Linked DNA regions of Homo sapiens: region 1 is linked to region 2. Evidence: read pairs that join two places in POLR2A ChIA-PET (ENCODE). Cell type or tissue: B cell. All regions are shown on one strand. Each heading gives the region's core, and the rest is flanking DNA. Links, peaks and the distances in the headings are about the cores only. Region 1 holds the start of LOC105369341 (a long non-coding RNA gene). Region 2 holds the start of NRXN2-AS1 (NRXN2 antisense RNA 1).

The links. Peaks named below come from ENCODE experiments on the same cell type or tissue, not always from the same donor. Only the 100,000 strongest peaks of a DNase experiment are listed, where the experiment ranks them.
Region 1: POLR2A ChIA-PET joins it to region 2 with 8 read pairs; 4 of 35 experiments call an interaction of 5 or more read pairs at or near these places.

Annotation. Positions count from the first base shown.
Region 1 is chr11:64,416,280-64,420,659 of GRCh38, forward strand. It overlaps LOC105369341 (a long non-coding RNA gene), which reads right to left and starts at 3,936. Exons shown (of 4, transcript XR_001748069.2): 1 at 3,858-3,936; 2 at 2,024-2,086. LOC124902689 (a long non-coding RNA gene) reads left to right here and starts at 1,857. Exons shown (of 2, transcript XR_007062720.1): 1 at 1,857-4,343. RefSeq lists an enhancer at 1-418. In B cell, for the core only: no CTCF peak of the experiment used is centred there; no DNase peak of the experiment used is centred there; H3K27ac peaks cover 1 bases; H3K27me3 peaks cover 287 bases.
Region 2 is chr11:64,641,704-64,646,083 of GRCh38, forward strand. The region is part of intron 17 of NRXN2 (neurexin 2); the gene reads right to left. It overlaps NRXN2-AS1 (NRXN2 antisense RNA 1), which reads left to right and starts at 2,146. Exons shown (of 3, transcript XR_001748259.3): 1 at 2,146-2,879; 2 at 3,936-4,380. In B cell, for the core only: no CTCF peak of the experiment used is centred there; DNase peaks (open chromatin) are centred at 705, 845, 2,262, 2,386 and 1 weaker place; H3K27me3 peaks cover 2,959 bases.

The sequences.
Region 1 (4,380 bases), core at 301-4,300, 230 kb before region 2:
ACACTGCCATGTGGGTTCATGATCACAGGTGTGAGTGCACACTGCCATGTGGGTTCCTGGTCACACATGTGTGAGTGCACACTGCCACGTGGGTTCGTGGTCACAGGTGTTTGTGTTTGTCTCAGCAGAACAGAGGCAGGCTACCACGGACAGATGCATTCTGGCCATGGTTCCAATGGAGAACCCCGGTGGAACAACCCACCAAACCCACTGTGCCACTGCTGAGTAATGGGGGACTTAGTTTCAGCAAAATGACATCATCACTTATGTTAATTTAGTGCTGTTTGAATTTTACTGGTCGTTTGTTTTGTGTTTAATTTGTATTGGCTTACAGTTCTGTAAGAACAACAATCATAGCTTTTGTGTTTATCTGTGTTTAAGTAAATTATAAAGAATGAGGCTGGGCGCGGTGGCTCACGCCTATAATCCCAGCACTTTGGGAGGCCAAGGTGGGTGGATCACTTAAGGCCAGGAGTTCTAGACCAGCCTGGCCAACATGGTGAAACCCTATCTCTACTAAAAATACAAAAAAATTAGCTGGGCATGGTAGTGCACATCCGTAATCCTAGCTACTCGGGAGGCCGAGGTAGGATGATTGCTTGAACCCGGGAGGTGGAGATTGCAGTGAGTGCCACTGCACTCCAGCCTGCGTGACAGAGCAAGACTCCATCTCACAAAAAGAAAAAAAAAGAATGATTTACTCAACAATTGGTTCTGAGAAATTGGATATCTACATGCAAAATAATGAAGTTGAACCCTTACCTTATACCATAGACAAAAATTAACTTAAAATGGACCAAAGACCTAAACATAGAGCTAAAACTATAAAACTCTTAGAAGAAAACATAGGGGAAAAGCTGCATGACATTGGATTTTGCAATGACGTCTTGGTTTTGATACCAAAAGCACAGGCAACAAAAGAAAAAAAATAGATAAATGGAACTTTGTTAATATTAAATATTTTGTGCATCAACAGACACTTTTTTTTTTTTGAGACAGGGTCCTGCTCTGTTACCCAGGCTGGAGTGCAGTGGTGTGATCTTGGCTCACTGCAACCTCCAGCTCCCAGGTTAAAGTGATTCTCTTGCCTCAGCCTCCTGAGTAGCACCACCACACCCGAGTAACTTTTGTATTTTTAGTAGAGACGGGATTTTGCCATGTTGGCCAGGCTGGTCTTGAACTCCTGACCTCAGGTGATCCACCCGCCTCAGCCTCCCAAAGTGCTAGGATTACAGGTGTGAGCCAATGCGCCCAGCCTGATAGGGAGTTAATATCCAAAATGTATAAGGAACTCCTACAACTCAACAATGAAAAACAAATGAATTAAAGAATGGGCAAAGGACTTGAATAGACATTTCTCCAAAGAAAAACATGAAAGCACATGAAAAGATGCCCAGCATCGCTAATCATTAGGACACAAATGAAAACCACAGCCAGATACCACTTCACACCCAGTCAGATGCCTATAATAAAAAAAAAAAACAGCACATGTTGGCGTGGATGTGGAGACTTTGGTAACTGTGTGCCCTTCAGGGGAAAGTGTAAAATGATGAATTTGCTTTGGAAAATGGTATAGTGGTTCCTCAAATAATTAAACATAGAACTACCATATAATCCAGTAATTCCATTTCTGAGTATATACCTAAAACAATGGAAAGCAAGACGTTGAAGAGATTTGTACACCCATGTTCCTAGCAGCATTCTTCACAATAGGCAAGAGGTGGAAACAGTGCAGTTGTCCATTGACAGATGTATTAGTCAGTTTTCATGCTGCTGATAAACACATGCCTTAGATTGGTTAACTTTTTTTTTTTTTTTTTTTTTTTTTGAGATGGAATTTTGCTCTTGTTGCCCAGGCTGGAGTACAACAGCTCAATCTCGGCTCACTGCAACCTCTGCCTCCCGGGTTCAAGCAATTCTCCTGCCTCAGCCTCCTGAGTAGCTGGGATTACAGGTGCCCGCCACCACGCCCAGCTAATTAAGACTGGTTAACTTATAAAGGAAAGAAGTTTAATTGACTCACAGTTCCACATGGCTGGGGAGGCCTCACAATCATGGTGGAAGGCAAGGAGGAGCAAAGTCATGTCTTATGTGGCGGCAAGGAAGAGAGAGAAATGAGAACAAAGCAAAAGGGGTTTCCCCTTATAAAACCATCAGATCTCATGAGACTTATTCAATACCACGAGAACAGCACAGAGGAAACCGCCCCCATGATTCAACTATTTCCTCACTGAGTCCCTCCCGCAAGTGGGAATTATGGGAGCTACAATTCACGATGAGATTTGGGTGGGGACACAGCCAAACCATATCAACAGATGAATGGCTAAGCAAAATGTGGCCTATCCATACAGTGGAATATTGCTCTGCCTTAAAAAGGAAGGAAATTCTGACACATGCTACGCGTGGATAGACATTCAGGATCTCGTGCTAAGTGCAACGAGCCAGTTATGAAAGGACAGATACTGTAGGATTCCACTTATAGGAGGCACCTGGAGTGAGATGCATAGAGTCAGAGAGTGGAATGGTGGGTGCCAGGGGCTGGGGGAGGGGCAAATGGGGGGTTAGTGTGGAGTTCTGGTTGGGAAGATGAAAAAGTTCTGGAGCTGAATGGTGGGGATGGTCACACAACAATGCACTTAATGTCACTGGACTGTATACTTAAGAATGGCTAAAATGATAAATTTTACGATATACATATTTCACCACAATAAAAGTTAAAAAGAATAATTTAGATAAACCCTGGGAAGGTGTTCATCAAGGTTTCCAAAATGCCAGGTGGTCCTGGTCTTAGTCAGGTGTCTGGATGGAGAATGCTGGTGCCCCAACTCCTCCTCCTGTCTGTGCCCACACGCAGTGCTGGGCCGGACACTTGTCTGTCCTGAGGGGAATGTGCAGCCTCTGGGCCTCCCTGGAGAGAACAGGTGAAGGAATGCCTGGGGCTCTCTCTGTGCCCTCCTCGGGAGGAAACGGGACCCAGGCGATCTTGGACAGAAGCAGGGTCCCGAGCAGGGGATCACTAGCTGCTTCCGTCCGTCTCTCTTCGGCCCTCCTGTCTGCCAGCTGCACCTCTGCTCTCTTCCAAGGGGCAGCCCCCACCAGGGGCAGTTGTCCAGCTCTTGTGCCTGGGCCGGCACTGGCAAGTTCATTTCCATGGGCATAAGCAGTCTCCATTCTGGCTTGGCAGCAATAAACCTGGCACTGGATGTTGTCCTGGTCCATACATATGTGCCAATCGGTCCAGACTCCTAGAGCTCAACAAATGGTCCTGTGAGAGCCTGGCGCTGTGTGAGCCCGGGAAGGCAGTGCAGTGCAGTGGCCAGGTCATGTCACCCAGGCTAGGGCTTGGCCTTCTGGGGAGCACAGCGAGGGATGGCCTGCCCTAAGGAAGGCCCTCTCTGAGGTGGGGATGGTTTTCCAGGGTTCCCTGGGCTCCCAGGTGCTCCCTCCTCCCCTGTACCCCACTCTTCCATACCCCGGGGCTCATCCCTTCTCCACTTGGGTCCTTGTTCCACTGAAAATCTCCCCCTACCCTCCCATCTCATGGTTTTCTTCCTCCCCGCTGGCTCTGCCTTCCCTTCAACCAGCACCAATGCCAAAATCAGCACCAGGAGCTGCCATTCATATCGTCTCTACCATATGCCCATTTGAATCCTTATTGACAAGCTTGTGACCTTTGTCAAATTAGTGACCTATCTGAGCCTCAGTTTCCTTTCCTGTAAAATGGGCACATTAATACCTATTTTACAGATGGTTGTGAGATGGGTCGTGCCTGACACCATTTGGCGCTCAGCCAACTCTTGTTTGTTTCGTCGATTCTGCTGGGTTGCCTGGCATTTTGATTTATCTTTAATTCATACCTTTGAATCTGCTGTAAACTTGGCAGCCACATCACCAAGCTCGTTAGATTGCAGGTTGGGAAGCCTAATTAGGTTCTAAGGAGGTTAGAAATCTGTCCTCAGGGACAAGTTCTCAAGCTTTAGAATGTGGACTCATGACGTCATTTTGGTCCCTGGAGGCATTCTTCTCTAGCTGTATGTGGGAAGCTCTGTGTTCCAGGCTGTGAGGCTGCCAGGCAACAAAGTTTCCCAAGTCTCAAGGAGCCATGTTGTGAGTGTTTGACAGCCAGGTCTTGGAAAGGAAGGCCAACATGCCCTGGGCTGATCAGACTCCATCATGTTGACTCCTGGGAGGCACATTTTTGAGAAACAATTAGGAACCAGGAAGCATTCTGAGGAGGAAAGCCAGGATAAAGAAGACTCAGATAAAAAAGTCATCCCACCAGGTCTGGATGCAGTGTGACTGTATCAGTCAGCTTTTGCTGGGTTATGCCAAGTAACAAACAGGTACCAAACTCAGTGGCTTATAATAATTATAATAAAA
Region 2 (4,380 bases), core at 68-4,067:
ATAGATGGTTATGAGGGGCAGAGATAGGAGGTGATTGTAAGTGGACAGCGATAGAGGACTGACACAGGAGGGGAAGCCTGGAAACGGGAAGTGCTGGACCTACAGAGGTGAGATGCTGGGGGTCAGAGGTAGAGACAGAGCAGAGATGAGGGGACATGGAAGGGAGACACTAGAGATTAGGGGAACAAGGATGGGAGAATGGCGGGACAGTGGAGTGAGTTGGGAGGTGATGGAAGGCCAGTCATGGGAAAAGAAAGGAAGGTTGCTAGAGGGATGGAGGTAAAACAGAGACATACATGAAGAGGTCAAGGAGGAAGAGACATGTCAGAGGCAGAAATGACAGATGTGACAGAGGTGGGAGAGAGGTGAAGGGGGAGAGATGACAGACCAGCGATGGAAGGGTGAGGGTGAGGCAGAGGTGGAGGCAAGACAGATGGAGAGATGATAAGGGGCCGAGATGGAGAAGGTGATGCGCAAGAGAAATGGAAGGCAGAGCTGCACGGAGAGGATGAAAGGACAGACAGGGCGGGGAGGGTAAGGAAGTAGAAGGAGATAATGAACCAGACCTAGGGGTAAGCAGGTTTAGGTGAGGCCAGGAAGCAAAGTGCTGAAGACAGAGATGAGGGTGATGGGGGAGAGGAGAGATGGAGGCAAGGGTGGGGCTGAGATGATGGGAGCTGGAGATTGGAGGTGAAGGGGCTCCGGGACGCAAAGCAGAGGGGCCAGGCTCGGCGTGCACAGCTGGGGTGGGGCCCGCGGGGGCCCAGCTGCGCACACGGGAAGCGCCCCCCGCCCCCGGGCCAACCGGGTGGCCGGCATCTACAGTGCCACTTACCGTGGCCGCCGCGGGTGAGGAAGGGCATGCGGTTGATGGCGATGGGCACGGTGCCGTGCTTGCTGTGGAAGTGGTGGACGTGGTGGGTGGTGCTGAGGCTGGAGGAGACCCGGGCCCCCTCGGCCGCCCCCAGCAGCAACAGCAGCAACAGCGGCAACAGCGGCAGCAGAGGTGGCGGCGGCGGCGGTGGAGGCGGCGGCAGGGGCCCAGCCAGGGCCGGGGGGCGGCGCGGGCACCCCCCCGGCCCGCTCCCCCCGGGGGGCATTTCGGCCCGGGGGCGACCGCCTCACAGCCCCATGGCCGGGGGCGGGGACGCGGGGCTGCGCAGCCCCGCGAAGCCCCCCTCCGGCTCCGAGCTCCGGGAGCGGGGTAGGGATGAAGCGGAGGTAAACCAGGGCCCAAGCCTCGGTCCGGAGCCAACAAAATCAACTGGATCCCGCCGGGAAATCGGGGGTCCGCGGAGCGGCAACGCCAAGGTCCAGGATGCCTGGGTCCATCGCGAGGAGCTAGGGGTCTCTCTGCATCCCGGCGGGGTCGGAGCGGCGCAGAGGGCCGTCAGAAACCCGGGGGAGCGCCCGGGGGAGGGGGCATGGTGCCGAGTGGAGAGGGAGGGGAGCGCGGGGGCCAAGCAGGGAGGGGAGAGCGAGGGAAATCCTGCGGAAAAACCGAGCTGGGGAGCGGGGCGGTGCGGGCTGGAGGAGAGAAGAGGGACGGAGACCTGGTTCCCCCGAAGGCGGGAGACCGACGGCGACTGGGGCCGGCCGCGCCGCTGCTGCCGCTGCCGCCCGACGGAGGCCGGGGGAAAGGAGGGAGCGGCCGGGGGAGGGGGGGGCGGGAGAAGGGGGAAGGGAAGCAAATCCGGGTGAGGGGGGAATGAAGGGATAGGAGAGGAGGGGATAGGAGAGGAGGGGAGCGGGGCTGAGCCGAGGAAAGGCGCGAGCCTGCGAGATTCCGGCGGAGAGATGGAGGCAGCGAAGTGTTGCTGCAGAGGCTGAGAGGGCTGGAAGGGAGAGGGAGGGAGGGAGAGAGGGAGAGAGGGAGAGAGGGAGGGAGGGAGGGAAGGAGGAGAGCGGAGAGGGGAGGGGAAGCGCGGGAGGAGGAGGGGGCAGGGCGGAGGGACCAGAGCGGCTCCCGATCTGCGGGCGGCGCTGGGCAGCTCAGCCGCGCGGCACCTGGCTAGCCCGCTCGGCGCTCTCCTCTCCTCTGCGCGCGCCCGCCCCTCCCCCGCGCCTGGACGCGCGCGCTCCTCCTGCACCCCCCTCCTGGAGAAGGGACCCTGCTGAATAATGGAACGGGATTGAGGCTAGCAAGAGAGGCCACTTTCTTCCTCCCCGCCCACCCCACCCGGATGAACCCCAATAATGCTCTCTGGCACAGCCTGCTGAGATGCCGCGGCGGCCACCTCTGCACCACCCCTCGCAACGCACGTGCACACTGAGATGTGTATCGGCTTGGGTATGGAAACATCCACGTGCCCATATGGGCACAGTGTGCGGGTAGGCACACAGGCTCAGACACATACATGCATGCATGTGCTCACAGACACTGGCACACCAACTTACTCTCAGGGGAGCATATACACATGCTCACAGGGCATACATCCGTGCACACACACGTTTGATCACAGGACATGAATGGCCAACATACACACAGACACCCCTGCTCCCCAAGCTCACCCTCCAAAATAGGGTCCACAGCATACAGTGCACCCAGAGCCTTCGAGGTACTCAGGAATAAGACATGCCACACACGTACAACTCCCCACCACCTCCCCAAAAAGCTGCTCCCCCAGCCCCCTGCACAAGCCTCTCCTGGACTCCTCCAATCCTTCCTCTCCACTACCACTGCCCCTCCCCCAGCCCCAACCTCTCCCTCCATGGGGGGTCTAGAGGACACCTGCCCACTGAGTGTCCCATTTAGGACAAAACCCTTCCTGGGCCACGTATGTCAAGCTGAGGAAACCACTTCTCCTTCAGGATGCCCTCCAATTGGGTTCTGTCCCCCAAACTTTTGGACGCTCTGGAAAGCACCTGTGGCCCCAGAGGTAAGCACAGAGAGACTCCTTTCCCGTCACCGGGTCGTATGCACCAACCTGCTCGGACAGGGGAGAGGGTGGGAAGGCAGAGGGTAGAGGAGGAGGGAAAGGAGGAGAGAGGTGGAGAGGGCACCTGGGGGAGCTGAAGAAACAGTGCAGCGGAGTGAGGAGGAGGGCTGGGTAAGGAAAGGACAGGAGGCAGGGGCGGGTGAAGTGAGAAAGGGGAGGGCTGGGAGAGAGGAGGCTGGGAGGGGCTGGAGAGAGCTGGCTCCTATTTATTGATTCTAAACTCCATTTGGGAGCAAAAACTGTCACCACGAGCCCCATGTGCCACCCCCAGCTCCAGGATGCAGTCAGGACCCAGGACATCTCCCCAATGCTGCTGCCAGTCCTCCATCCCTACTACATGCCAGAGCTGGATTTGGCCCCCAGGTCTTTAGAAGTGAAGAAAGCGGTCCTCAGAGGCACCCAGAGGAGGCTTCCGGTGGTGCAGGGCCCCGAGCCATGCAGTGCTGGAGGAGAGACTGCATGCCAGGAGCAGGGCTGGGGCCCCCAGAGGCCACGTCCTCCTGCCCTCTCTATCACGTTCTTGGGCCCCTGGATCTGGAATATAGACTGACACAGCTCTGAGCAGGCAGAAAATTTATGGTTCCACAGGGAGGGAGGGAGGAGCCGGTGGCGAGAGGAAAGGAAGGGAAACCGCCTAGAGGCCAATCAATACCAGTGAGTGGGAACTGGAGAGAGATGGGGGGGCCAAGGCTGAGAAGGGAGGGGGAGATATAGAGGGTAAAAAAGAAGGGAAAGACAGAGGTATGTAAGAGATCAATAGAGACTGCAGAGATGAACGGAGACAGGGAGGCAGAGATGGTAAGGAATTGACCGCCTGGGAGAGGCAGGAGACAGGCTCTGAAAGACAGAGGAGTAAGCAGGCCTGATGGGAACACCTCGGTCCCAAATCTCAGCCCTGGGAAGTGTCTCTTTTAGCTACCCTTTCTCATTTCATATTCTCTTTTTCATTTGCTGTCCACTTTCCTCCATCTCATCTTTTCTCTCCTGTCTTCCCAGAGCAGACACTCATAAGCCTTAAAGGAACACAAAGTCCCCTCCACCCCCAGGAGTAGTCCCCATGTCACAGATGGAGAAATTGAGGTGGTAAGTGGGGAAAAGTTGTTCTGAAGGTGTGACCTCTCCTCACCCTAGTCTCTCCCCCACCAGACAGCTCCAACCCCCAGCCCCACCCTTCAGAGGACAGGCCCTGCTCCTTCCACCTTTGCCATTTCTACCCTCTTTCCTCTCTTGAAACCAGGGCCTGCCTGCGCCCCCAGGGCCTCCCACGGGTGAAGGCAGAGCTAACTGAACGGGTCTCTCTGCTGGGTTCCTGCCTGACCTTGTACATCACAGGGCCCCAAGAAGACGTGCCATAGAAACAGAGCATGAAAAACCAGAGACAAGCTAGGAAGGAGGAGTAGCCCTGGGAGAAGAGAGGATTGGGTCCCACTCCCAAGATTCC